Linked DNA regions of Homo sapiens: all the other regions are linked to region 2. A link is a loop called in an ENCODE intact Hi-C map of the cell type or tissue named here. Cell type or tissue: ascending aorta. All regions are shown on one strand. Links, peaks and the distances in the headings refer to the core of each region. The heading gives the core; the rest is flanking DNA.

Evidence for each region. Peaks named below come from ENCODE experiments on the same cell type or tissue, not always from the same donor. Only the 100,000 strongest peaks of a DNase experiment are listed, where the experiment ranks them.
Region 1: it touches region 2 in a loop (2.2-fold over the local background); 4 of 110 quality-filtered maps call a loop at or near these places.
Region 3: a loop joins it to region 2, with 3 times the contacts of the local background. A loop is called at or near these places in 3 of 110 quality-filtered maps.

Annotation. Positions count from the first base shown.
Region 1 is chr4:105,837,938-105,847,887 of GRCh38, forward strand. It overlaps GSTCD (glutathione S-transferase C-terminal domain containing), which reads left to right. Exons shown (of 12, transcript NM_001370181.1): 11 at 4,128-4,197; 12 at 7,504-9,788. The coding sequence ends at 7,640. LOC124900749 (a long non-coding RNA gene) reads right to left here and starts at 3,683. Exons shown (of 2, transcript XR_007058216.1): 1 at 1-3,683. In ascending aorta, for the core only: no CTCF peak of the experiment used is centred there; a DNase peak (open chromatin) is centred at 3,844; H3K4me3 peaks cover 456 bases; H3K27ac peaks cover 1,046 bases.
Region 2 is chr4:105,889,652-105,899,601 of GRCh38, forward strand. NPNT (nephronectin) reads left to right here and starts at 5,820. Exons shown (of 12, transcript NM_001033047.3): 1 at 5,820-6,072; 2 at 8,250-8,350. The coding sequence starts at 6,002. RefSeq lists silencers at 4,529-4,578, 5,503-6,072, 6,233-6,442, 6,681-6,975. In ascending aorta, for the core only: a CTCF peak has its summit at 6,027; DNase peaks (open chromatin) are centred at 5,720, 6,110, 6,460 and 6,779; H3K4me3 peaks cover 3,790 bases; H3K27ac peaks cover 5,000 bases.
Region 3 is chr4:105,973,224-105,983,173 of GRCh38, forward strand. No RefSeq gene overlaps it. Among named protein-coding and RNA genes, the nearest start is that of NPNT, 83 kb to the left of the region's middle. In ascending aorta, for the core only: no CTCF peak of the experiment used is centred there; a DNase peak (open chromatin) is centred at 5,678; H3K27ac peaks cover 3,699 bases.

The sequences.
Region 1 (9,950 bases), core at 1,690-6,689, 53 kb before region 2:
TATATTTTTCCCTCTCATATTTCTAGTGGAGTAAATAATCTATAGTTATAATTGAATAACTCATGAATGTCTAATATGGGTTTCTTTTTCTCTTTCTTTTGCAAATCCAGATTAACTCTTCAAGTAGGTAACAAGATTTGTGAAGGGTCTGAGATTTTAACTCTACTTGCAGTCTAACAAGTTAGCCTGCCCAGTGGATGCTGGCAGAAGATATGAGACCCCTAAGTCAGAGACAAAAGACAGTTTGTTGCTCATGGCAATAGTGGTAGCCACAATACCATTGTTTTCACACTGACTCTCTATGGCCCAATTCCCACAGGGCAGAAGCAAATGGGCCAGGTAACACCTGCCCTTTTGTTCCAGAGGGAGAAACTATATATTTTCCAAGGCTGTTTACTCTGTAAACGTGCTTGAAAAGATAATCTATAACAGAGGAAAATTCTTTTGTAAAAGGTCAGATAGTAAATATTTTAGGCTATGCTGGCCATAACAAATCTCCAAGTATTCCTCTCATTGTCCTTGACATTCTTATTGTTTTTGTTGTTGGTTTACAACTCTTTAAATATATAAAAACTTTCTTAATTCACAAGCCACACAAAAACTGGTCATAGGCTAGACTTGGCCTGTGGGCCAAACCTTGCTGACCATTGGTCTGGAACAAAGACAGTCAGTGTCTCTGCTTGTAAAACATGAAGAAACACAAGAGACCCACAGAGAATTGTCTTCCAAAAGTAGTCAGAACATACATAGTTTTTAGTCACCAATCTGATCAAAACAGTTTCTAGCTTCCTAAACATCACCACTATCCAATTAACTGGTCAATAGCATGATATAATACAATTTAAGAAATGATAATATTTGAGAAAAATATATAAATAATTCCATTAGAAGTTGACAAATTCATTTGGATTCTTAGTTAATGCCACTTTTTGCACAGACTCACTAAAAACATAGTCTCCTTTTATATACCAGCCCCTATATTTTAGGACTTTTACTTTCTCTTCCATCAAACAGTTGAAATATAGTGAGGTATAGTGACCTAAAAATGTTCATTGTTACCACATCAGCAGCTGTATCTCCTTCATTCCTGCTTTATAACTCAAATGCCCACTTCCAGCTCTGTCTCTTACCACCTTATGTGCTACTCACACCTTCCCCTCTTCCTACCAACCCCGCACCCTGTACAAATATGCACAGATATGGAAAGGGGAGAACTTTTAGTGTTCATGCTTTCAGCCAAAACCACAACATTGCTGGCCTTCACCTACTAGATTAAAAGTTTACATATTTTAGGAAACTGTATGATTTTGGAAGAAACATTAGGACCCAAGAAACTTTATTTGCATAACATTCAAAACATCTCACCTTTCTTTCACAAGGCTATGTCAATAAAGTAGAAAATAAATTGAGAAAACAGCCCAGGTGCAGTGGCTCACGCCTGTAAACCCAGCACTTTGGGAGGCCAAGGCAGGCAGATCACTTGAGAACAGAGTTCAAGACCAGCCTGACCAACATGGTGAAACCCTGTTTCTACTAAAAATACAAAAATTAGCTGGGTGTGGTGACACACACCTGTAATCTCAATTACTCAGGAGGCTGAAGCACGAGAATTGATTGAGATCAGGAGGCAGAGGTTGCAGTGAGCTGAGATTGTGCCATTGCATTCCCATTTCAGCCCGGGTGAGAGAGTGATACTCTGTCTCAAGAAAAGAGAGAGAGAGAGAGGAGAGAAGAAAGAGAGGAGAAGAAAAGAAAGGAAAAGGAAAGAAAAGAAAAAAGAACTTGGGAAAACAAAAACTAGACCCCTGTTTCTAATCCCTCCTTTGAGTGATGCTAGTTAAACCAAACAATGAAAGGATGTATGGAAAAAATCAAGGGTGGTGAAGAGATAGGCTGCCCATGGTCTCCTGGCTAGAAAAGAATGTAAAATTTCTACAGTAGGGACAGGGCACACAGAGTCTTTCAGAAAGCAGAAACTCCCCAGTACACCAGTCATAACCTTTATCTACTCTTTCTCCAACACCCCCAAAAGCTGCTTGGCCTTTTGAAGGCCTCAGAACTTTGTGCCAAAGTATCTTGAGACTCACTTTGGAAGTGTTTTTCTCTGCAGTTCAATTTAGACAGCAACCTTTACTGAGTACCTACCATGTGCCTTGCCCTTTCAGAACTTGATTTTGACCAAAGAGAACATACACACAAATAATTCCAATAAAATATGGTGAGACTTATCAGTACAAGAGAACTGAATCTTACCTGAGATTGCGATTGCCTTGACATTACCATTATATAAAATGAATCTTAATTTACAAACACCATGAGGACAAAGTGCACACTGTTTCTTCAAATCATGTAATTCTAAATTTTCCTTCTCTCCTTTCGTTGATGCCTGTTAGTTTGTGGGGAGTTAAAGTTATTCATTGAAACCATTTTATTAGTTTCTCACCCATTGTCATGAAATTTTATAGTGAGCATTAAAATGTTTTTTTTAAGCATACAAGTTTAGACAAAGATATCCCTTTTAAAAAACCAACATTGCCACAATCATTTCACTTATTAAAAATGGAGGCTTCAAATTTAATGTACAGAATACTAAAGGAACAAATGATGAATCTGAATTTAACCTGTTTGCTAAGCTGACAGGTGAGATTATGTACACACTTAGAAACAACAGCTGTTCTGAATGAACAGTTGTCGTGGGATCATTGCTTCATTTCAACTCTGCCTAATCACTCACTTTTGGCTACATGCAGATTTAAGAGTACTGTGCAAAATCATCAACTCTGCTTTTAAAGCCTTCTTTTCTTTTTCATTAATGCACTCTTTTCTAAGACTGTTAAGCAGAAGTAATAATCAGGTCCTTACCTCAGGCCGTCTTTACAGTTTGTCTTAAGGCAGAAAGGGATACACTTCCTGCAGCCTTTTGGAGTGAGAGAAAGAAATCAAGCTTCTTTCCTCTAAAAGGACTAAGTGAAGGGAAGAGTCAGGAAAAGCCAAGAACTAGCTACCACCCTGCTGGATATCCCAGAAAACTACAGAAGCCACACAGTGATCTGCATTGCTTCCTTTTCCTCTGATAGAATGAAAAGCCACTTAGCAGGCCAGGCACGGTACCTCATGCCTGTAATCCCAGCACTTTGGGAGGCAGAGGCGGGCAGATCACAAGGTCAGGAGTTCGAAACCAGCCTGGCCAACATGGTGAAACCCTGTCTCTACTAAAAAAAATAAATAAATACAAAAATTAGCCAGCATGGTGGCGTGCGCCTGTAGTGCCAGCTACTCAGGAGGCTAGGGCAGGAGTATTGCTTGAACCCAGGAGGCGGAGGTTGCAGTGAGCCGAGATTGTGCCACTGCACTGGAGCCTGGACAACAGAGCAAAACTCCGTCTCAAAAAAAAAAAAGAAAGAAAAGAAAACCCACTTAGCAAGACTGCCTAGAACCACATTCCAGAGTTTCAAATACATTTTATAAAAGAAAAATATAAGTGAATTTTTGGTCTTTTAATTTAACACATAATAGCAAAATGTAACCATATTTTTATATTTCAGCTAAAAGCAACTGGGCAAAATGACCCCGAGGATTTTCTGTGCATCTATTCTTAAGAGCTACATCTGGGCCAGCTGGGCATGGTGGCTCATACCTGTTAATCACAGGACTTTGGAAGGCTGAGGTGGGCAGATCACCTAAGGCCAGGAGTCCGAGACCAGCCTGGCCAACATGGTGAAACCCCGTTTCTATTGAAAAAAAAATACAAAAAATACAAAAAATTAGCCAGATGTGGTGGCATGTGCCTGTAGTCCCAACTACACGGAGGCTGAGGCATGAGAATCACTGGGAGTCTGGGAGACGAAGGTTGCAGTGAGCCAAGATTGCGCCACTGCACTCCAGCCTGGGCGACGGCGAGACTGTCTCAAAACAAAACAAAAAAATACAGTGTACTTGAAGGGAAGAAATTATTAAGTACCATCTTCTGAAAGTTTACTTTTTTCAAAAATACTATTTGTGCAGTACTTTATTCAGTTAAACAATGTTGAACTCCAGAAAAATGAGGTAGTTTTTTTGGTGGTTGTTTTTATAACTTTGAAGCAGAAGATAAAAATAAACCCACATTCTATTGCTTTTTCTTTTAGGAACACATGATTCTGTGCAGATTTGCAGACCAGACAGCTGTCCAGCTCCCACCCCAACGAAGGCTCATAGGTATGTGTTTTCACAGAGCAGCTGTTGAGTGTATTATGCACAATATGACTGGGAATGATTGGACCAAGTCTATATGGGAAAAATTTAGCAACATGAAGTCTATTTTTCAATGAGAAACTAAATATGTTCTTCCCAAAAAAACTTAATTCATATTGAAAAGGGTATTGTAACTATAACATTTTATCCTATTTTGGTTAACTTTAATACTTTTAAATGTATTTTGAATGTTTGTACATTGAGTAGAATTCTTACATTAAATCTCTTACTGTTATGAACAAACTGCAAGATCTATCAAAAGCCATAAAAGAAAATAATAAAGATTAAAAAGTCAACTATATATACCAAAATTGATGCATTATAAAATGTATACACAGGGATGATAATGTTTTCTTTCTCAGGAAAAAGGATACTTGTGTATTATTTATCATAGATGAATTTGTTTGACAATATTAAATATTACCTAAATTGGAAGACCACAGAAACATTTCAAGTTTAATAAGTAATTGATTTATTGAAGACATCACTTTAGAAAAAACAATCACATTTAAAAGAATAATAGCAGTTAATAGTTATACATTTAAGCACTGAGCTAAATGCTCTTGACTGTTATCTTGGTAAATTCTTACAAATATACATATGGGGTAGGTACTATTATTTACATTTTAATGATAAGAAAACTGAGACAAAAGCTTTCCTGGGGTCCCTCATCTGGTAGATGATGGAGCTATACTATGAACCCAACTTATTTGATTCTGGACATGAAGTTCTTGTCCACCTTAGTTACTGCTTCCCAGCATACTGGTGTCATATCAGGGTTTAAGATAAGTGGGTTCAGTCAAAACTAATCTTAAAATTATTCAGAGAAACCCAACATTGGACACCATTATATTTTTTCTCTAAATTTACAATGTAGCCCCTTTTCCTCCATGATATACTAGAAAACAGATTGTTGTTTCTTTGGCTGAGCACCAGATGAAGCTGTTAGCTTACATTCAGAGACCAAGTCGTATGAGAAATCCTTATCTTTAAACTCTAAAATCAAAGGCAGCATAGCAAGATGCTCACACTTGGAGACCTGAGACCTGAGACTCAAGGAGTAAGTGATTCCTTCTCTTTCTCACTCTCTGCAGCATAAACATTTGGAAAGAACTCATTCTCTCTTGCCTGCAACCTCTTTGTCTTTCAATGCCTTTCCTTCTTGCTCCTCCTTTTCCCATCTCCAACACTTTGAATTAATCAAATACACATTTGATGAGACTCCACTCACTAGACCCATGTCTTAGTCTGTTTTGCACTGCTATAACACAATACCATAGACTGGGTAATTCATAATGAACAAATTTTTATTTGGCTCACATTTCTGAAGGCTAGGAAGTCCAAGATCAAGGGGCTGGCATCTGGTGAGGGTCTTCTTCCTGCATCATAACATGATGAAAGGCATCACATGGCAAGAGAGAGAGCAAGAGAAGGCTGAACTTGTCCTTTTATAAGGAACCCACACTCTAGATAATGAACCCACTACCATGATAATGGTATTAATTCATTCACTCCACCCTCTTGGCCTAATGACCTCACATTAGGCCCCACTTCCTAACACTGTTGCATTGCAGATTCAGTTTCCAACACATGCTTTCTGGAGGACACATTCAAATGATAGCAATCCAATGAAGACATAATTAGTATGGTGGATGGATGGGTACATGGTAGATGTGTGTTTTAGGTATCAAACTAAAGGGGAGTATCTGGCAGGGAAGTTGCTAGAGTGGTGGGGGTGGGGGTGGGCATTTGGCAATGGGAAGAACGGGGGGAATCACATTGAGAGAAAGCTGTCACGTCTACATCTCTGCTTTACACAGGCCATTCCTCCCCAGGCCCACAAAGGTAGACTATCAGCAGCTAAATTTCAGTTGTAGAGACACTTCAACATGTGAAAACATGAAATTCTTCTACATAATGGAAAAGGAAAAATTAACTGGACTGGGATCAAAGCCAAGGGTAGATGAGCTCAATGTAAACCCTGGGTGGGTACTTAAGGAATGTAGAGCATCCCATTCTGACACAGAATGTTTCATTTTAAGCTAAAAAGTAGATGGGAGAAACATTTACAGATGTCTTAAAGGAAAGACAATATTTTAAGGGAAAAAAAAGAATGTCGGCCATAAGGCTGTTAATGAAGAAGGGATGATTTTGCCTAAATGGAATTCTGGACATCTCTTTTTATATCATTTCTAACCCAGTTTATTCTTTGTGGGATGGGCTCTTTTAAGGAAAATGTACAAAATAAACATTTTAAATGTGAGTCTCTCATTGCTAATTCTTACCTACTGATTTCACCTTCCACTGTTTTTTTCTGTGAGGATTCTGTTGTTCATAGAACTTTTCTATTTTGGTGATCTGTCTTCATTTCTGAAGTTGTTTTAGTTTATCAGTTTCCACTGTCATTCAATGTTTAGCCATTATTATAATTGTTTAGGAAAAATATAATGAAGTTCTGCATAGTCAGTAATCTTTTTCCAGGGGGTTGAAGAAGCTTATATATTGAATTTAAAGCAATTGAAAGTATAAAAGTAAATCATGGCTTTGAATATATTCAGCCCCAAATCATTTTTCCCAAGCTACTTTTGAAGTTTGTGTTTGCCAAAGGAAAACAAATTAACTGCTTTTCTTGCCAGTCAGGTTTCCTTTTTTGTCTTCCAAAGATTGTAAATGAAATACAATACCACTATTTTGTAGAGGGACAGGAGCTCAGAAAATTAAGAGTATACTACACTCAACATTACATTTCCACCTGAAATAAAAGGCATGTAATTGAGAATTTTCTTAAATATTTTTCATTTCTCACTTCTTCATAGCCCTAAAAAACTTCAGCTGGAAAAGCTAATGTCTTTCAGACACCACTTAATCAGCATGTTATTTTAAATATTCTTAAAGACAAATTTTTTTTCCACATTACAGATAATCTAGTTTTATAGGGAAAGCAGAGAAAAGGTCTTTAAATGTATTTTTAACCAAAGTAGGAAATACAGTCTGAGGCTCTAATTTGAGATTTGCTTATAAATACATCTGAAAAGGTTAACATTCTTTAAATTATTAGCAGAGGCAAATATATGAAGTGCCATGTTTTTGTCACCATCATCTTTCCACATTGATCAAGAAGTAAATTGAAAGAAACTAAACAAGACTTAGGGGTACAAAGCATGCTCCATAGTACTTGCAGATTTTGTCACTATATAGATTCCCTTAAACAAACTGAAACTGTCCTGCTAGTGAAAGGGTGTCTCATGATACCATTTGACTGTGTTTCAGGAAAACAGTGCATGTGCTTGGTGGATCTGGATCGAGCAAGAGCTGCAGAAGAATGTGGATACTCCGTTCAAGTGATATCCATGGAGCCAGAGAGCTGCTCTCCCAAAAATAACATGATTGTGGGAGTCCCCATTTAAAATGAGATATTCACATTTGATATTTTGCCATCCGTCTTCACGTTGGATGCCCAGTGGCATTCAGGAGGTTCTTGGCATAACTAGGAAACAGCATTAGCCATCTTGAACCTATTGTGCTCAGGAAGGAAAGCAACAGGGAAATCTTGGAAGTAAAGGCTCCCTGCAAAGCATCACAAATGCTTTACAATGTGTGATTAAAGGACTGCTGGTTTTTATAGTGAGAATCCCCTGAAGTCTCAGCTGCCAAAAGAATAATACTAGTGGAGGTTCCATCACAGGAATAACAATTTCCTTCTCACTTCACAAGCTCCTCTGATCTTGCCAATGTGATGTTTAATTCAAAACAGCGCACTTACAGCCTTTATTTTATACTTATTTAGATATTCACATGGGAACTGAAAGTAGACTCAGTGGAGTTTTTTGTTTTTTATATTTTTAACAATTGTACTTTTTCTATCACTTTAAAAAAATCTAGTCAGGTAATTATAGTACAGTTATTTTTAAGCTGGGGTTAGTTGAACTTGTATAGCATTTAATATACTCCTTTTAAATATATTTCTGCCAGGCATGGTGGCTCATGCCTATAATCCCAGCACTTTGAGAGGCCAAGGTGGGAGGATCATTTGAGCCCAGGATATCGAGACCAGCCTGCACTACAAAAAAATCCAAAAAATGAGGTGGGAGGATCACTTGAGCCCAGGAAGTCAAGGCTGCAGTGAGCCTTGATAGCGCCACTGCACTCCTGCCTGGGAAAATGAGACCCAGACTCAAAATAAATCAATGAATGAATTAATAAACAAATAAATAAATAAATAAATTTCCCATAAATTACCAAATGAGATTGTCACTGGTTCAAATTATTAAATAATTGCCATAAATTTCCTATTACGGGAATGTGGAATTTGGACATACATTTTAACAATAAGTACATTGATTAATACATTTAAGTTTATAAGTAATTATTGAGGATCCAGTATTTTCAAGACCTTGGCCTAGTTTCTTTTCAATTCAAAGATGAGTTGCAAAAGACATAATGTTTTGCCTATGGAAGTAGATCATCTAGAAGAAAAAGATTAAAGAATTAGTTAAGCTTTTTTTTTTTTTTTTTTTTGAGACAGAGTTTCACTCTTGTTGCCCAGGCTGGAATTCAGTGGCTCGATCTTGGCTCACCACAACCTCTGCATTCTCCTGCCTCAGCCTCCCGAGTAGCTAGGATTATAGGCACCTGCCACCATGCCCGGCTAATTTTGTTTGTAATTTTAGTAGAGATGGGGTTTCTCCATGTTGGCCAGGCTGGTTTCGAACTCCTGACCTCAGGTGATCTACCCGCCTCAGCCTCCCAAAGTGCTGAAATTACAGGCGTGAGCCACCTCACCTGGCCATGTTCTTTATGGAATACTACAATGTGTTGTCACAGGATTTGTTATTCAGATGTCAATCATTTTTATTTATATATTTCTGGGTAAAACTTATTAGTGGTGTGAGGAGTGCAGAATATGGAAGCTTACCTAAATTCTTTTTCTGCCAGCCAACATTTTAAAAGACAAATGATGCATCCTTTCTCAATGCTGCTAATTCTTTAAATTTTACATGTCCCAATTTATTCCATTTGAGATTTATTTTAATGTTTTCAACCCCTGTGTAACATGTATCATGAGGAGAAAGCACTATCATTGATCATCACTATGGATTAAAATATAGGAATATTTTACAGGGCAGTATGGGTGGGGGTGGGAGACATATTGGAATCGTGTTTTCTGGGATAAAATTTTTAAAAAGAATTAATCATTAGCCCTGAGTATTTTAGTCATTTGTGCCTATAGAAAACAACATGCTCTTTTATTGTGGACTTTCTTCTTTTAAGTGAGGTTTAATTTATATACAATACAATAACAGATTTTTAAGTATTCATTTGAGATGTTTTGACAACTGTATATATACATGTAACCATCACTGGAATCAGATATAGAATATTCCCCTTAAATATTGTCAGGTAAACACATTGAGAATATTTTTTCCAGTCTGTGGCTTACCTACTTATTTTCATAATGAATGTTTTACTTGTGATGAAGATTTAACTTACCCTTTTACTTTAATGATTAATATTTTCTGTGTTCTTTCTAATAAATTTTACGAACTCTGAGGTTATAAGATTTCTCCTAAGATTTTTTTTGTAGAAACTTTATGATCCTAGCTTATTACATTTAGGTCTATGATCGATCTCAAATCAAACTCACATATAAAGGCAGGTAGGTTTTGAGGAATATATAGTTGTTTCAGCATCATTAAATAAAAATCCCTTCCTCTCTT
Region 2 (9,950 bases), core at 3,390-8,389:
CATCAATTGTGTCTCTTTGGTGGAACACTTTACACAGCAGTACAGCTCAGGTGTAAGATGTGACCCACTTTACACAGGTGGGAAACTGTCTTGGCTTAATAGACTCATGCCCCTCTGGAGCATCTCTCGTGACAACCCCTTAGGCATAGTGCCCAGAGTCCCTTCAAGGGATATGCCCCATAAGAGTCACTGTACACAGGAGACCCAGTGGTTTGCTAAGAGGTGTATTTGGCTCTTCCTGTTTAAATGTGGTTTACCAATCAGGGGGCCATTTTAACCAGCAATATAGCAACAGACGTAGCCATGCATAGATAGCTAAATATAATTTTTATCAATACATTCTAGATATTCTGTAATTTCAGTTGTTATTTATAATTTTTTATTTTGACTTGAACACTGAATCTAATCTTGTCTCACCTCTAAAGTACTTTGCTTTTGAAGTCATTTTCTCTTTTCAAGACAGTAGAATCAGACTCTCATCCTCACCATCCCACTAAAACTAGCCTTATCAAGATCATCAGTGATCTCCTTGTCAAGTCTGATGATCACTTCTTAGTCCTGATCTTATTTAACCTTTCTATCTTTGGCTTATAAGACAATATACTTGCTTGAGTTTCCTATTACACCCCTATCTCCTCCTTTTCATTTTCCTGGGTTTCTTCCCTACTTAAATTTTGGAACATCCTTAGTTCTTAGTCCTTAGTTCTCTTAATTAGACTTCTTCTCTCTCCCTCCACTCTCTTCATTCTACATCTACATTCACTGTCTCTCATCCAGTCCCAGGGACTTAAATACTGTTGTGACTAACAATTTACATCTTGAGCCCTAGGCTCTCCGAGTTGCAGAGTTGTGCAGCATACTGCCTATTTGACTTCTCCACTTGAATGTCTATAAGACATCTTACACTTCACTTGTCTGAAGTATAACTTCACATAATAGTCTGTGGTGGTGACTATTAGTTGCTCTCTAAATTCTGCTCTTCCTTCTTCCATAGTGATAGAAGGTTGAGTTAATGACTAGGCTATATTTTCCAGTCTCCCTTGCAATTGCATGTGACTATCTGATCTAGTTCTTTCCAGTGAAAGGGAACAGCATTAATAGGTGCTATTTCCTGGCTCTAGTCCTTACAAGAACAATTGTGCCTCCTCCATACTTCCTTTTCCTCCATCTCACTAGCTAGAATGGTAACTATTAGAGTGACTGTGAAGGTGAGAGAGTCACTGTCAGGCTGGGACCTGAAAGACCTCATGGAACAGAGCTGTCCACCAACCTGATACACTCTCTTCAGACTGTTACATGGTGAAGAAATAATTTCTATCTTTTGAAAGTCATTATATTTTGGGGCTCTTTGTTGTAGCATTTTAACCTTTCACCTTAACTGACATAGAAATTGGTACCAGAAAAGATGCTTTCTTAATTTAAAACCCTGCATTTTCTTAATGGTCAGGCAAATTTGCAATTAAAGATATAGGTAGGGGGGCAGAGCAAAGAGTTTTTTTGCTCTGTTTATGATGGGAAGTCATTGGAGGGATTATTCAGTTGGACTGTGGTTTTACAAGGCATAACTATAGCTGCTCTGTGTAGGCTAGAAAGCTGGTGATGCTTATGCTATTTCATAAAATTGTTATCTATAATAACTTGGAAGGCACATCACATATCCAAGTCAAAGGAATATAGTTGTAAAAATGAGAATGTTAGCGTACTTCACTGTTCTTTGTTGATTTAAGTAAGGTATCATAAGAAAGATGAACTCAGGCAAGAACTGGCTGCTTTGCAAGCAGAAATGGAAGGAAGTGAGAATGTCCAGAAATTAAGGGCCTCTCAGGGCTGAAGAAGACAGCTGTTTTTGTGACCCAAACATTAATAAAAATGCAGGGATCCAAGCCTTGTGGCAAGGATCAGAGTAAGGTATCGCCCTCCTAAGCAACACTATTATTTCAGCTAGCCTCAAGGTGGCCCTCCATTAAGATGAGAAAGTAAAGTATGGATACAAGGAAGCAAAGAAATAGAGCAGCCTTCAGAACTAGGACTAGAAAAGACTTTGCTGTTATTTCCACAAGCAACTGACTGGAAGCAATTAGATCAGAAGCCTATTACGGTTTTAAGGAAATCTAGTTGCCACAGAAACCATGAATCTGTTAGCTCCTTAAAGCAATACTCAAGCCTTCAAATTTTTATCAGCAGAAAAGGGGTTGTGAATGATATGCAGCCCCCTAGGAAGGCATTTTCTGTAACAGTCACTTCTGATATGGCTATGGAAAATTATGGACAAGGTAGTTCCTCTAAGAGAAGCAGAGTATCCCAAATGTCTAACCAAGGCACTTTCTGCACTGCCAGAACAGAGAGTCTCCATAATTCTTGCTCAGCTGTGAGTCAAAATTGCTGTGAACAAGAAGCTATGTGTATCTTTATCTTAATAGGAGCTTTTAAAAGCAGTCATCCTATGCCTGTGCCACTACTGTGTATGGGGTGTGGGAAGAGAGGGAGCAATATCTTGTTTAATGGTTTGTATGACACCAACTATGAGAAGTCATTTCAGAGCTTGATAGAGAAAACACACCGCTCTACTGTCTGCGTGGACATGGGCTGCATCCCACACCCTCACGTGGCTCTCTCCCTCACTTCATTCAGTCTCTGCTCAAATGTTACTTCCCCAAAGGTGACCAAAGCACTCCATCTACAATCACACCTCCATCATTTTCTACAACCGTAACCTCCCTTTATCCTCTCCTTACTCCTTTTTTCTCTACATAGTCCTTCTGTATTGCTCCCCCACTGGAATGTAAACCCTTTCAGGGCAGGACTTTGTCTTGTCCTTAGCTGAAATCCTAGCACCTAGCTAGAAATGGCCAATACATTATAGGTCCTTAATAAATATTTACTGAAAAGAAAAAAGACTATGAGCTTCTAAATTTGAAAGGTCTGAAGTTGTGTTTGTTTGATTCTGTTTTGCTATTTATCTGTATCACATTATGAATGGTCACAGAAAATTATTTGTGCACGAGAAAATTGAGATTACTACCTGCAAGGTGTCATTACCTGGTAAGAAGCCTATCAAAAGTTTGTCCTCCTGAAAAAGTAGTTATTGCTAAAAGCTAGCTGTTTTGATCTCATTCTTGCTCATTTGTTTTTAAGACTGAGATAATGAAATGTCACTCCCATGGCAACTCTGCCTCTTTTTCGGAATGATCATTGGTGGTCATAGTTGCAGCATAATAACCAGTTAGACCTTGGAAATCCTTTAGATTCTCCTTATTCCATGATTTAACAAAGACTGATATAATTAGCTACATTTTACTGAAGGGAGAAGCTAAAGTTCACAGGCAGAATTCAATTTAATCCAATCCATCTGTTTAATCTTTGCTGAACTTAAGCTTTGTGCCAGGCATTGTGCTGGGGATAAGGGATATAGTGACAAGACAGACACTGCCCTGGCCCTTCTATTGGTTAGACTAATGTCTCACGGGACCCAGAGTGGTAGGGAGGCAATGACAACACAATACATTAAGAGCTACCTTAGAGCATGCTAAGTGTAATAGAAGTATATAAAACACTAGTCTCAGCCAATCAAAAAGTCAGAAAAGGCTTCCTGGGGGACTGTCGGCTAAATTTAAACTCAAAGGGTAAGGGGAGATTGTCCAAATGAAGAAGGAAGAGGAATGAAGAGGAGGCTAAATTTAAATGAAGAAGGAGTGTTTTCTAGGCCAAAGCAAATATATGGAAAACAAAAGAAAGACGCATGTAGATGGGGCATTACACTTTTCCCTCCAGTTATTTATCCTGTTTTCATCCACCACTCTTCGTCTTTTCCTTAGATCTCCAGTTTTTTAGCCGTATATTACCCCCTTTCTCTCTAATCATCCATTGCACACAGTGAGGTTTATTTGTAAATCTAACCCAGGCACCAACTAACCAACCAACAAACAAAAACAGCTAAGGAGTAGCCACTGGAACCTGGAACCATGCCTACACTTACAAAAATTTGATTTTCTGCAGAAAAAATATTTTGACTCCTACATTTTTGGACTTCATTAGAAGGACCTGAAATGGATGACACCAAGCTGTTTGCCTAAAATAATGTCCCAAGCCTGAATTGGCATGGATCTTTCTTGAGATTAAAATAGAAACTTGTTTTGCTAACTGAAAACAACTTAGAAATCAAAGAGCCATTTAAGTTGAAACCATTATTTTTCCTTTCCTTGAAGAAAATTCCTGTTTTTACACACACTGAATGATCAGGATAGTGAATCACCCTACCACAGAACTTTCCATTAAAAATTTGAAGTTGTAGAAACCTCAAAAAGAAAATGAAGATGGGGGGAAAACGTTTGTAATGTAGCAAATGAATTGAATAAACATTTATGAGCACCTACTATGTGCCAGGCAGTGTTCTAGGTGATAAAGATACCTGCCTTTGTACAGCTTGCATTCTAGCGGAAAGAAAACATACAAACAAAAAATATGCAAGTTATATAGTAATATAAAAGATGAGTGGTATGGAGAAAAGACAAAGTAGGACAGGCCAAGGATCATCAGAAGGAGGGCAAGTTAGAGGTTTAAATAGGATGGTCATGACTGGCCTCTTCAAAGAGGTGTGACATTTGAGCAAAGACTGAAGGAAGTGAGGGCGTGTGCCATGTAGATATTTGCAGAGGGCAAGTTGCAGTTTTAAATAGGATGATCATGATTGGCCTCCTGGAAGAGGTGACATTTGAGCAAAGACTGAAGGAAGTGAGGGTGTGAGCCATGTAGATATTTGGGTCCAGATAGAGAAAACAGCCAGTTACTGGCCCCAAGGCAGGGGCATGCCTGGAACATGCAAGAAAGGCAAGGAGGCCATGGACTGGAGGAAGAGAAATGAGGACATTGAGAGGTACGGGAGATGACAGATGATCACTGCACAAGGCTGTCATTCGAGGTAAGGTTGGGAAGAGGGGTGACTTGATTGGGCTCATGTACATCTTAGGATAATCATGTTTTCATTTGAACACAGTCATTTAGTACAATACTTTTTACTCTGCAACAACTGAACAATGATTACTTAAAATGGTTTCTAAGTGATCCCCTCAAGATCAGGCACCACAACACTACTAGGCAGTAGCAGCCCTTCCTCTCTGGCAGGCACTCATCCCTAGAGGGGCAGTCCTGTCCTAATGTGCTCGGGAGTTGAGCTGATAGAGACAGAAACAGTCTGCTCATTTCTTCTTCAAAACCCGACTGGAGAGCCAAATATTTCTTTTGGTTAGTTACAAAATAAAAAATATGCCTTTGCCAACTCTGCGGGAAAAGCAAACTCCCAGAGTTTGCCTTCGCTAATTTGTCCAAGTCGTGCTGTGGTTTTAGTAAATGCAGACACTGCTCAGCTCCAGCCCCATAAACCTCTCTGCTCTAGGGCTTCTCCGCCCTCCGGTGAAAGCTACTGCTCGCCCCTGCAGTCACCACCTGTTCGGGCGGAACCTGCGGAGCGTGCACCTACGCCTCGGGCTCCTTTCCTCCTCCACTCCCCTTTCCTGCTGGGCACCCTGCTTTCCCTCTCCCAGAGAGGGTTTGCAACTTTTCTCCCAGGCTGGGGCTCGCCCTGCTTGGCTAACCCCCAAGAGCCACTGCCGTCCCGCAGCGCCCCTGCCCCCGAGTTGCCTGCCCCGCTGGGCCCCCGGGAGGAGCGGAGCGCGCTCACCCTTCGCCCGGGGCTGGGAGGGCGGCGAGTCGGGCGCACGCGCACCCCCTGCCCGCCCCTGGCGCCCCTCCCCGCGGGCGGTGCAGCTACCCCTGCAGCGCCTCCCCTAGCTAGAAGGGAGCGGGAGGGGGCTCCGGGCGCCGCGCAGCAGACCTGCTCCGGCCGCGCGCCTCGCCGCTGTCCTCCGGGAGCGGCAGCAGTAGCCCGGGCGGCGAGGGCTGGGGGTTCCTCGAGACTCTCAGAGGGGCGCCTCCCATCGGCGCCCACCACCCCAACCTGTTCCTCGCGCGCCACTGCGCTGCGCCCCAGGACCCGCTGCCCAACATGGATTTTCTCCTGGCGCTGGTGCTGGTATCCTCGCTCTACCTGCAGGCGGCCGCCGAGTTCGACGGGAGGTGAGCTGGGCCCCGGGGCGCCCTCTCCTCCTTCCCGCGCTAATTTCACACTCACTGTCTTGGGTCACTTTTCCCCGCGGGGTTTCGTGGTCAGAGAGGCGTCTCCTCCATCCAGAAGTTGGGCCACCGCACAGCGTGGCGCGAGGAGAGCGGTCCAGCGGCTCCGAGTGCCCGCCCGAGGCGGAGAGGGCGCGCCCTTGCGAGTCTGGGACCCCATCCGCGGCCCCCCGAGGGCGACTCGCCCCGGCTCGGGAATTAGGACTGAGGGAGAGGAGCCGCTGGAGCCTGGGATCTCGGCTCTGAGGGCGCGGTTTAGCCACCTACGCCGAGGTGACGCGCGAAACATCCCTTACCCGGGAAACTCCCGCGCCTGAACTAGACGGCTCTTCACTGGGGAAGCTTCCAGGCCCCCGGGGGGAGGCCCGGGCTCTGCTCAGGGCTCTCGGGGCCGCTCACACAGAGAGTGGGTGCGAGTCAGCGACTGGGCTACGGGGGAGATTTGTGGGCCTCTCCATTTGGTTTTCTTGAGGGAAGGAGACTCAAAATGAGGACCGGAGGGTGGGCGCTCCGTGAATGTGAGCATGAGTGTGTGGATGTGTGTGTGAGAGCGCACACACTGCGCCGCTCCTCAGACTCGGGCGAGCCTGACGGCGGCGTGCTGTGACAGGTTCCAACAACCTCGGGCCGCGTCTCCGCTGTCACTCAGCCGGTCCTCCCGCGCTCCGGGGCCGCTCCGGTGTGTGAGAGACACTGGGTCTGTCGGGAGGGTGTGCTCGGTCCCCCTCACCTCTGTGCAATTACAGACTAGGCTCGTCCCGGGTGCAGATGGCTGCTGCGAAAAGAGGTTTTACTCTGGCGCACACCGTCGCCCGGTCGCCTTCCTTCAGCGACCTCTGCCCCCACCCCTCCGTGTAGGTCCCTGCCTAGTCCTAAAGAAAGATGCCGCACCTGTTTTACCTTTAATCTTGGAACGAATCAATTCCACAATTGATTCGCTTTCTTGTACCCGGAGGCGAACGGAGGGGAACCAGTGGAGCGCCAAGAAAAAGCACAGCTGCTTGTTCACTACCTGGTCGGAGGAAATAGAAAGTTCGGGGTTATTTTGTACTTTGGGCCTGGGGGTAGAAAGGCAGGTAAAAGAAAAGGGGAATTGAAAAAGATAAGGAGACTTTAAGAAAACGTGATAGCAGCCAGAGTGTAGACCTTTTTATTTTATTTTTAAAAGCAATTCTGTGCTCACATTTGGGTATGTTATGCATTTCTTGCACACATATTTGCAACAAGAAACCCATCACAAGATATGCATATGATGTGAATGCATATAGCTTTTTGTAACTTTAAAAAGATGTCTAAAACAGCAAATTAAAATGTTGATACCCAGAGGAAAAAAGTCATTTAGGTGTGACTCTAAACAAGGAAACAATTTAGCAAATAATGTGTCAACGTGTAATCAGGTGGATAAATCTGTATCCTGAAATTACTTTCTTTAGGCATTATTTACATTAGAGAGGAAAATACTATGAATTGTTGATCTAAGCACGTTTCAAACCACAAGGATACTTGAGATATCAGCTACACTTTAAACTCTCCTTGGTTTTATTTAGACTTTTTTCTAGTACTTTTTTGTTTTTTTTGTTTCTGCCACAGTTATGTCTCAAAAAGAGCTCTGTTACACTTGATTTTTGAGAAACCTTTCTGCTCCTTCCCCCATCCACCTTTTATATGAGGCAGAAATTTTTTCTGCTTTGACATGTCTTACTTAATACTTTTCAGTTTATGGTGAATCAGTCAAACCTGGCTTTCACCCCAGTAACAGGTGTGGGTCTTTGAGGAATCTGTTTTATTTCAAGCTTCAGAAACTATCCTGTGAGTGGCAGCCTTGAGAATTGTTGGTGTTAGCTGGTGCTATTTCTACTTAAGAAAGCATCTTTCCCTCCCGTTTTTTCTCCTACCCTTGTGTGTTGGGGGATGGGGTATTTAACTGTCTGAAATTTGACATTAGATCATAGCAGAACTATTTCTGTGAAGGTGTTTTAACCTTAAATTTCTGCAGGCATAAAAGAGTTTGTAGAAAATTGTTGGGTGTGGTTGACATTTTTTCTGAAGTAATAATACAGAGGAAATTACCTTTCTTCTCAAAAGTGTCCTTATTTATTTTGAATCTTTTTTTTTGGTAGGTGGCCCAGGCAAATAGTGTCATCGATTGGCCTATGTCGTTATGGTGGGAGGATTGACTGCTGCTGGGGCTGGGCTCGCCAGTCTTGGGGACAGTGTCAGCGTGAGTATCAAGCCTGGGGACTTCAGTTCCCTGGGAGGTGTGGCTTTCCACCTTGTTCATGGCTTCACCCCACATATCAGAGGGTTCATTACTGAGCAAGGCTTGGCCTTGCAGGTCTGACTTGGGGATTTTCAGGTACAGTCCAGACTCCTTATTCTGCTTCTTTTCAGCTTTAGCCACCTGTATTACGGCCCAGCTTTGTCATTCACAGAGAGCCACCTTAAATGTTTCTTTTAGCATTTTTCCCCCCAAATCTGCATCTCCTTCCTGTTTTCTTACCAGGTTTATTTCTCTCTCTCTCTCTCTCTCTGTCTCTCTCTCTCTCTGTCTCTCTCTCTCTCTCTCTCTCTCTCTCTCTCTCTCTCTCTCTCTCTCTCTCGCTGACTCGCTTGCTCCAGGCTGGGAGATGGGGATAAGATAATGAGTCTAGACCGTATTTACACTGGGGATAAGATAATGAGTCTAGACCGTATTTACACAAAATAAACTCTGAACCTTAGAGTACTTATATAATCCTCACCATAGCTGTTGTGTAAAGTGGCCCATTTGTAAATCCTTTTTTGGACTGGGGTTGTATTGACAGTGTTTTAAATGGACCACCCAGTATAATGAAACAAAGCCACTGAAACAACATTATTTGTAAGTTCTATAAGTAACCAACCTCATGTAATAAGTACCAAATCAGAAAGCTGATTTTCACCTTTTCTGTGACCACAAATGGATATTTTAATGGTAAAATTTAGAGCTACATCAAAAGAGTTTGAGAAATTTAGGAAATTTGTCCCCAGCATTTTATCGCGATCTTAAAATTGTATCTCACTCCTACTGCAAAAAAATAGTCTTCAAATGATCAAGTACCTTTCCAGAGCACCCTTAGAGTGCTTGGGGCGGGGGTAGGGGGCACTTCTGGTAAGATGATGGGAACTAAGTTGGGTTCTACATTGGGATATATATTTTATTGCTAATGAGGAGGAGGCTTAGAGGAAGAGAGAAGGGCAGTTACGAAGGCTAGAGCTGGCAATGGAGAAGCCTGCCTTAGAGATGGGTTGCTAGTGTGAGGAGTCAGGCAAATTTAAGTTCAGGAAAGTTAGGAGTTCCCTCTGCTATTTTAATTTTTGAGGATGCTTGCAATGTCTTCCTTAATTTTGTGAAAGAGGGACAGTGACAGTCACAGATTGACTCTAATTGCACATAAAGACCACAATCTCTGGTTGGGAATAGAAAGGTAAAGGAAATGAATGTTTGCCTACCTGGTATGGAATTTGAGAACCAACAGATTCTAATAACCAAAATGTGAAGAAAGGACCCTTCTGTTGGCCCAACACACCTACACATAACCCTCCTGAGTGAAAAATGAGTAGTTCTATACCTGCAGTCTCCAGCTGTGCAAATACTTCTGATACTACAGAAGACTAAATTCCACCAGGCACCATTCTTCTTTTTTGATCATCTTCCCTTAAAACAATATTGAATAGACTAACCAGTGAGTGTACAGCAGCTTTGCCTACTTCTTTTGTTTACTGGAAACTGGAGTTACCACCATCTCCCTTTAACAGAATGTAATTGACCCCCCGTGCAAAGGGTCTAGCCAAGCAGCTCG
Region 3 (9,950 bases), core at 2,895-7,894, 83 kb after region 2:
AAGATCTGGATTCGTAAAAATTTACAAAGTCCCAGTGTATTTTTTTTCTTTCAAAAACTTCTTTTCTGAGCATGGAATATTTAAACTTGCCCACCTGGTGCAGAACATTGCTTTTTAAACAACTGGCAGGGCCTTCGGAATAAGGAAGTTATAATTGAGGACACTTAAATATAAGTGAGGCAGTGATCCAGGAAGCCTGTATTTTAAAAGACAAAGGGACATTCATGAATTGGAGAGCATTGCTTTTCAGGGCTCCAGGACTCAGAAACTTGAAAGCAATCTGAAATTCCAGTAGAGGTGAGTTCCAATTTGATTTTTCTGGGATTAATTCATTAAAAGCTAAAAACTGAGCCCTCACTCATAACCTGATATGTAATTTCGAGGAGTATAGATGACCGACCCTGGAGGCTCTGTTCTGTTGTTTTACGCAAATCTTCATTTTCTAGACCAAGCCCCACTCTGGTGTTCGGGATCTGCTTGCAGACACTCGTGATTTGTAGGGTCATCCAAAGCAGTTTTCTCACCTGCAGTCAGTTTTCATCCTCAGGGGACATTTGGTAATGCATAGAAACATTTTTGGTTGTCACAATGCGGGGGTGCTATTGGTATCTAGTGTTTAGATATGTTTCCAAACGTCTCATAAAGCACAGGACAGCTCCACACAATGAAGAATAATCTGGCTTCGAATGATAATACTGTGATCAAAATCAATGATTTCCAAAGAGTAGTCCCCAAACTAGCCACTTCAGTACTGGAAACATGTTAGAAATGCAAATTCTTTGCCTCCATGTCCATCCAACAGCATCAGAAACTTGAGGTGGAGCCCCTGCAATCTGGGTATAACAAGTTCTCCAGGTAACTTTGATGTGCCTTAGTTTAAGATTCTTTCCTTATTAATGTTTTCTGTTTTTCATCATCTATTTAGAAAGTGACTTACATGAGACCAATTTTCCAGTGCCTTGCTACCACTGCTATTTCACTCCCTAACTCTGAACTAACATCACTATTCTACCAAAAGTGCTCTTTTGAAGTCTGCTTATTAACTTGTATAATTGTGTATAAGTTCCAATGTTTAATCCACATGTATCATTACATAAGCAGCATTTGGCAGTGATGAGCACATCTGATATTCCTTGATATCCTCTTCTCCCTTGGCTTTCTTGAGCCACATTCCCACATTTCCAACTGTTTACTGGAAAGGTGCAAGGAGATTCCATAAAGGAGCTCCAAACAGTATTAATTACAGCTTATTATTAATCTACCCCTCTTTCTCCCCGAAGCCTGCTTGACCTTGCTAATTCCTTCCTTCTTTGAATAAAAGCACTAACATCAATTTCATTAACCTTTGAAATTTGTCACTGGTTTTCTGTTTTTATTTTTCTTTTATTTTTATTTCTTCAAATCGTTGACAAATTCTAACTGTTCTGCCTCTGAAATAGTTTTCCCCCAGCCCACCAATCAAAAATGCAAAAATATGGGCGAACATTTTTTAAATTTTAAAGAGAATGTGTTTTCCCCGATGATTTAATTCATCAGGTGTTTTAAATGATTGGTCAGTAGCACTGCTCTCCTGCATGTTTCTTACAGTGCTGTTCACCATAGCCAAGATACAGAATCAACCTAAACTATCAACAGATGAATGGATAAGGAAAATGCTGTCCATACACACAATATAGTACTATTCAGCCATTAAAAAGAATGAAATGCTGTCATTCATGGCAACATGGATAAGCATCGTGGACTTACGTTAAAATAGGCACAGAAAGAAATATCACATGTTCTCACTAATGTGGAAACTAAAAAAATGAGCTCATGGAAGGAGAGAGTGGAATTGTTCATATTAGAAGCTGGGAAAGAGAAAAACATTGGTTAACAAATACAAAATTATAGCCAGACAGGAAGAATGGGTTCTAGTATCCTAGAGTACTGCAGGGTGAATATAGTTAATAATTTATTGTATATGTTCAAAAAGCTAGAGGAGAGGACTTTGAATGTTCCCAACACAAAGACATAAGAAATGCCTGATGTGATGGATAGCCTAACTATCCTGATTTGATCATTACACATTGTATACATGTATCGAAATATCACTCCCATACTCCATAATATGTATAATTATTATGTGTCACCTAAAATTAATAGGGGAAAAATAGTACTGCTGCATCCCCTCTCATGAAGTAGTCTTCTTTTGCATCCAGAAGCCATAGATCAAGCTTGTCAAACTGCCTGTGGCCCAGGATGGCTTTGAATGCAGCCAACACTAATTCATAAACTTTCTTAAAACATTGAGTTTTTTGTGATTTTATTTTATTTTATTTTATTTTATTTTAGCTCATCAGCTATCATTAGTGTTAGTGTGTTTTATGTGTGGCCTAAAACAGTTTCTTCCAATGTGGCCCAAAGAAGCCAAATGTCTATGGCCTTGGACACCCCTGCCATAGATGTAGAGCAGAAGTTTTATATGTATTTTCATATGTATTTTTGTAAGCTCCTTCAAATCTATTATTAAATAATATAATTTTTAAAGAAAAAATTTGGTTATTGCAGGGTTGAACTCACTGTCAAATTATCTGAAAAGCAGACAAGTAGCAGAGAGCAGAAAGCTTAACATATTTAGCAATAAATTTAAAAATATCCATTTTTCTTTTTTAAAGAAAGCAAATGCACAGCCATGAGCTGCCCTTTCCAGCCTTATCAGTCAGAGTGTAGTCAGTGGACCAGTAGTGCAAGCACCACCTGGGAATCATGGGCCCACCTTAGGCCTAATGAAGTAAAATCCACTTATAACAAGATTCTTAAGTGAGTTGTAGGCCCATTAAGTTTTGCAAAGTACCACTTTAGAGTACTGTGTAACACTTTTCTATTAACCTTAGCTTTCTCCCACATAGGAACACCCATGAAACAAATTTGCCCAACTAAGGTAGATGGGCAGATGGTAAACCATGCTTTAGAGTGGTGGGTTCTCAAAGTCTGATGCTGGAATCAGCAGCTTCAACATCACTAGGGGACTTGTTAGAAATGCAGATTCTCAGGCCCATCTTAGACCTACAGAATCAAACTCTGCAGGTGAGGCCCAGCAGTCAGGGGTTTTCACCATACTTCAGTAAATCTGATGCATACTGAAGCCTAAGAACCACTGCCTTGGAGACGGCAGTGCTGGATCATAGACAGGTACGGAAGTTCCCTGCCTCCTGCCTCCGTATGGTTTATTGAGTGCCTACCAACACCAGCACTGCTGGAGCCACCATCAGCACCTGCAGGTATGAGGTTCAACATGGTTGCAGGGCTAATGTATAATTAGGAGAACTTGAGTCGACGTTATTTCATTGGTAGTCTGAATAACGTTTTTTATATGCACGGAAAATGTATAGCTTTCAAAGTGCTTTCCACAATATTTCATTTAACCCTCACTGCTATCCAAGGGTGCAGATATAATTACCTCCCACAACAGATGAGAAAACTGAGTTTGAGAAGGATTAAGTGACTTGTGAAAGCCCGTAGTGTTATTAAGGGCCAGGGCTAGTTTTGGAACCCACAAAGCACAATTGCTAAGAGATCTTCTCTCAGCAGTTTGAAAGTTAGAGAAGTTTCAAATGTAGCTGAAAACTCCAAAATGTTTTCTACCTTGTGGAAAATACATTTCAGACATTCAGATTAATGAAGAAAAACCCATGAAAAAATTCACAACTTCCTCTTTAAAGGTTCAACAGTAACAACAAAAATAATATGTGTACATATAGAGAGAAAGAGATAAAGCAAATGAGGCAAAATGTTAACATCTGGTGAATCTAGGTAAAAGATTTATGAGTTTTCATTGCACAATATCTGCAACTTTTCTTTGAAAAGTAAAATCCACAAAGCTTTCAATATTTATCTGTGTGCCCAAGTAGATTAGACTCTATACTTCTTCCTTATCATTGTGTATGTCTTCAGGCCTTCTGTGAAATAGCTTCTAAGTACGAAAGAACTTATCTACGCTGCACTGAGAGAAAGCAGGGAACAGACAAATGAGTAACAAGCAAGGTGCAATTACAACTTCTTTCTTTTTGCAGTGAAGCTTACCATTGATGCTAATATTCTTCACCGGGGTAAATAGTTCACTGTCAAAAGGGCAATTTTTTGTTGCTATTTTTATTAATAGGATTGTGTTCTGTTTAACCCCAGGCATAAGCCCAATCTCACAGAGAAGTTCTAGGGATTTTTTGAGAATCTGGCTTTTAATGTGTTGCTTTGACCCTTGCGCTGTAATTCTCACTGTCGCCAGTAACCACACTGGGCTGCATCTCAGCACATTTCATAAACTGTTCTTCTACTTGTACATCACTTTCCTCAGGTTTCACAGCTCATGTTTCTTAAAGCCTTTTCGATTAAATACCAGATTGGGAAGAAATAACTAGAAAGACCATTATTGAAACAACTAGGGAAATTCAATTTAGATAATAGCATTTCTGTCAAAAATGAATGATTATGAACCCAGTTAAAAGTGGGTTAGGGGCATGATGAGTGATTACTTGCCCCCAACCCACTTGTAAGAAGTGATCCTGCCACACTGTGCTTGAGTCCTCCTGACTTTTTCTATTCCTATGTGAACAGCAAAGAAACTGTGATAAGAGTTACCAAATGTAGATGGTTTTACAGTTGACAAATACTAAGATAAATGAGAGATTAAATGGTATTTAATATCTCTAAATACCATTTAATATCTCATTTAACCTCATTTGATGAAAATGATTTCATTTGACTGTAGTGCTTTCATGTAGGTAGTAAGTCCCTGATTTTATAGAACATGGAATATGAGAGTCATTGAGTTAACCAAATTTCCAAAGGTCACTTGGGTAGTAGGTACCAGTGCTGGGATTCAAACTAGGGTCTGATTTAAAAGTTCTTCTAATCTATGCAGAACAATAGTGGCAAGTCATAAGAACTCTGCAGGAGTGTGGGGTAAGGTCAGGAGCAGAAAAAGGGACCCAGGGAACTTAGTGAACATCTTTGCAAATGCACAAAAGTCATAAATACTTACTGTAGAATATTGAGAAAATTTTAAAAGATGGAAGAAAGGAAGGAGGAAGGGAAGACAGAAAACCCATTATATCTCAATCTGGAAATAGTCATTGCTGACACTTTTGTATATATACTCTCAGATTTTTTCCTTTATTTAAACCTATCCAAACCTACATGTAAAGGCTTGTAACTAACAAGGCTTCATGAATAGCTTGTGATAGTGAATACGTCTCATGAGATCTGATGGTTTTATAAAGGGCAGTTCCCCTGCACACACCCTTTTGCCTGCCACCATGTAAGACATGCCTTTGCTCTTCCTTTGCCTTCCACCACGATTGTGAGGCCTCCCCAGCCATGTGGAACTGTGAGTCCATTAAACCTCTTTTTCTTTATAAATGACCCAGTCTCAGGTATGTCTTTATTAGTAGCGTGAGAGCAGACTAATACAAACTTGCCTCTACTACTTCATTTTAATGGCTGCATAGTATTCTATTGAAAGGATTAACCATAAACATTAAACTGTTTCTCTGGGATTTTGGACTGCCTCTCTAGCCAGGCCTTTTAGGGATTCCAGAAGACTAATTATGCTGCAGGAAATGATTCACGATCTATTTGTAATAGCTGGCTCTTTCCTTTCCTCACTTGCTCCAGTGAACCATGGAAGCATTCCCTGGGGGCCTGGTGTTAGCTTCCCAGAAAAGCCAGACCTGAGTACTTGGTCAGCCTTTAGAAATAGAAATAGAGAAGAAACATTCCATTAGGAATCTTCCTAGATTCCAAAACATTTCATTTTAAAACAACAGAAGAAAAAGGGCAACAAAATTTCCTGCTTCCTCCCAGCTGTTCAGTGAGCCATTGGAAGGGGAAGAAGCAAAGCACAGTCATGGAAGTTCCTGAGTTTGCATCATAGTTGAGCTCGTTGTGCCATTCTTCTAAGTTTTTGGTAACTAAAGCATTATAACATTGAGGCTAAAGTTAAAGTTTAGATGCCTTTGTGGATAACTCAGCTTCATTCTGGAAGCCTACTATAGAAGGCAGAATACCTGTAAGCCAAATTGGAGATAGAAAATCTCCAATTTGGAGATTTTCTAAAGCTCTAAAAAAGAGAATTCTTTATTAAAATGTCACTAGATCCAGGAGCTTTTGCATAATATGTGAAAACAAAATAAGGAAAAACAAAAACAAAAACGCTTGCTTTAATCTGCTTGGAAATGTGTAGAGTTTTAGCCTTGACAGTGTTCAGCTAACAAAAGAGGGATTTTTCAACAGAGTTTCAAGTGGTTTGGAAGGGAGATTTGTACCCTTCCTGTGGGGTTCCTATAGTGAGCCTTCCTTGTGCATTCTCAGTCCATGACATATATCACCTCCTGGCTCTGGCTTTGTGTCCTTCAGCTCTCCTCAGCACACATGGCTGGCTGGTGTCAAAGTTTAGAGGCCTGTATGGAAAACTCAGCTTAGGGATCTAACTCTTCCATCAGTGAGGATTCTTTCCCGCTGATTCAGCTTTAAGTGCTTCTAGACAACACTTTAGCAGGCAGGCCTTCCTTTTTTTTTTTTTTTTTTTTTTTTTTTTTTTTGACAGGGTCTTCTGCTGTCACCCAGGCTGCAGTGAAGATTATGACTCACTGAAGCTTCACCATCCGGGGCTCAAGCAATCCTCCCGCCTCAGCCTCCCAACTATTTAGGACCATAGGTGCATGCCACCACATCCTAACTAATTTTTGTATTTTTTGTAGAGATGGGATTTTGCCATGTTGCCCAGGCTGGTCTCAAACTCCTGAGCTCCGCCCACCTTGGCCTCCCAAAGTGTTGGGATTATGGGTATGAACACCACACCACCCTGCCAAGCAGTCCTTCCTAATCAGTTGGAGCTGGCATTAAACACTGAGACCCATTAGCCATTCTAGAGCTAAAGCTGGTACTTTGATATACAAAACAACACTCTACGTAGTTATATGGCTCTTTCAAAGGATCCCAACCTCTTGTGTCAACCTCAAGCACTCTTTTTGATTCAGAGTACTGATCCCGGTCATTTCACTCCATTCTCCCTCATATTATATAGTTTGATTTTCCCCAAGCAGAGTAGATGCCTCTTTACAAATCGAAGGTCCTGGTTTTCTTTTTTTTTTAATTTTTTAAATTATACTTTAAGTTCTAGGGTACATGTACACAACCTGTAGGTTTGTTACATATGTATACATGTGCCATGTTGGTGTACCATGCTATTTTGGTTACTGTAGCCTTGTAATATAGTTTGAAGTCAGGTAGTGTGATGCCTCCAGCTTCGTTCTTTTGGCTTAGGATTGTCTTGGCAATGAGGGTTCTTTTTTGGTTCCATATGAACTTGAAAGTAGTTTTTTCCAATTCTGTGAAGAAAGTCATTGGTAGCTTGATGGGGATGGCATTAAATCTATAAATTACCTTGGGCAGTATGGACATTTTCATGATATTGATTCTTCCTACCCATGAGCATGGAATGTTCTTCCATTTGTTTGTGTCCTCTTTTATTTCCTGGAGCAGTGGTTTGTAGTTCTCCTTGAAGAGGTCCTTCACATCCCTTGTAAGTTGGCTTCCTAGGTATTTTATTCTCTTTGAAGCAATTGTGAATGGGAGTTCACTCATGATTTGTCTCTCTGTTTGTCTGTTATTGCTGTACAGGAAGGCTTGTGATTTTTGCACATTGATTTTTTATCCTGAGACTTTGCTGAAGTTGCTTATCAGCTTAAGGAGATTTTGGGCTGAGACAATGGGGTTTTCTAAATATACATTCATGTCATCTGCAAACAGGGACAATTTGACTTCCTCTTTTCCTAATTGAATACCCTTTATTTCTTTCCCCTGCCTGATTGCCCTGGCCAGAACTTCCAACACTATGTTGAATAGGAGTGATGAGAGAGGGCATCCCTGTCTTGTGCCAGTTTTCAAAGGGAATGCTTCCAGTTTTTGCCCATTCAGTATGATATTGGCTGTGGGTTTGTTATAGATAGCTCTTATTATTTTGAGATATGTCCCATCAATAGCTAGTTTATTGAGAGTTTTTAGCATGAAGGGCTGTTGAATTTTGTCAAAGGTCTTTTCTGCATCTATTGAGATAATCATATGGTTTTTATTTTTGGTTCTGTTTATATGCTGGATTATGTTTATTGATTTGCGTATGTTGAACCAGCCTTGCATCCCAGGGATGAAGCCAACTTGATTGTGGTGGATAAGCTTTGTGATGTGCTGCTGGATTCAGTTTGCCAGTATTTTATTGAGGATTTTCGCACAGATGTTCATCAGGGATATTGGTCTAAAATTCTCTTTTTTTGTGTCTCTGCCAGGCTTTGGTATCAGGATGATGCTGGCCTCATAAAATGAGTTAGGGAGGATTCCCTCTTTTTCTATTGATGGGAATAGTTTCAGAAGGAATGGTACCAGCTCCCCCTTGTACCTCTGGAAGAATTTGGCTGTGAATCCATCTGGTCCTGGACTTGTTTTGGTTGGTAGGCTATTAATTATTGCCTCAATTTCAGAGCCTATTATTGGTCTATACAGGGATTCAAATTCTTCCTGGTTTAGTCTTGGGAGGGTATGTGTGTCCAGGAATTTGTCCATTTCTTCTAGATTTTCTAGTTTATTTGCATAGAGGTATTTATAGTATTCTCTGATGGAAGTTTGTATTTCTGTGGGATCGGTGGTGATATCCCCTTTATCATTTTTTATTGCATCTATTTGATTCTTCTCTCTTTTCTTCTTTATTAGTCTTGCTAGTGGTCTATCAATTTTGCTGATCTTTTCAAAAAACCAGCTCCTGGATTCATTGATTTTTTTGAAGGGTTTTTATGTCTTCATCTCCTTCAGTTCTGCTCTGATCTTAGTTATTTCTTGCCTTCTGCTAGCTTTTGAATGTTTTTGCTCTTGCTTCTCTAGTTCTTTTAATTGTGACGTTAGGGTGTCAATTTTAGATCTTTCCTGCTTTCTCTTGTGGGCATTTAGTGCTATAAATGTCCCTCTACACACTGCTTTACGTGTGGATTCTGGTAAGTTTTGTCTTTGTTCTCATTGGTTTCAAAGAACATCTTTATTTCTGCCTTCATTTTGTTATGTACCCAGTAGCCATTCAGGAGCAGGTTGTTCAGTTTCCATGTAGTTGAGTGGTTTTGAGTGAGTTTCTTAATCCTGAGTTCTAGTTTGATTGCACTGTGGTCTGAGAGACAGTTTATTATAATTTCTGTTCTTTTACATTTACTGAGGAGTGCTTTACTCCCAACTATGTGGTCAATGTTGGAATAAGTGTGATGTGGTGCTGAGAAGAATGTATATTCTGTTGATTTGGGGTGGAGAGTTCTGTAGATGTCTATTAGGTCTGCTTGGTGCAGAGCTGAGTTCAATTCCTGGATATTGGATATCCTTGTTAACTTTCTGTCTTGTTGATCTGTCTAATGTTGACAGTGGGGTGTTAAAGTCTCCCATTATTATTGTGTGGGAGTCTAAGTCTCTTTGCACGTTCCTAAGGACTTGCTTTATGAATCTGGGTGCTCCTGTATTTGGGGCATATATATTTAGGGTAGTTAGCTCTTCTTGTTGAATTGATCCCTTTACCAGTATGTAATGGCCTTCTTTGTCTCTTTTGATCTTTGTTGGTTTAAAGTCTGTTTTATCAGAGACTAGAATTACAACCCCTGCTTTTTTTTGTTTTCCATTTGCTGGTAGATCTTCCTCCATCCCTTTATTTTTAGCCTATGAGTGTCTCTGCATGTGAGATAGGTCTCCTGAATACAGCACACTGATGAGTCTTGACTCTTGATCCAATTTCCAGTCTGTGTCTTTTAATTGGGGCATTTAGCCCATTTACATTTAAGGTTGATATTGTTATGTGTGAATTTGATCCTGTCATTATGATGTTAGCTGGTTATTTTGCTCGTTAGTTGATGCAGTTTCTTCCTAGCATCAATGGTCGTTACAATTTG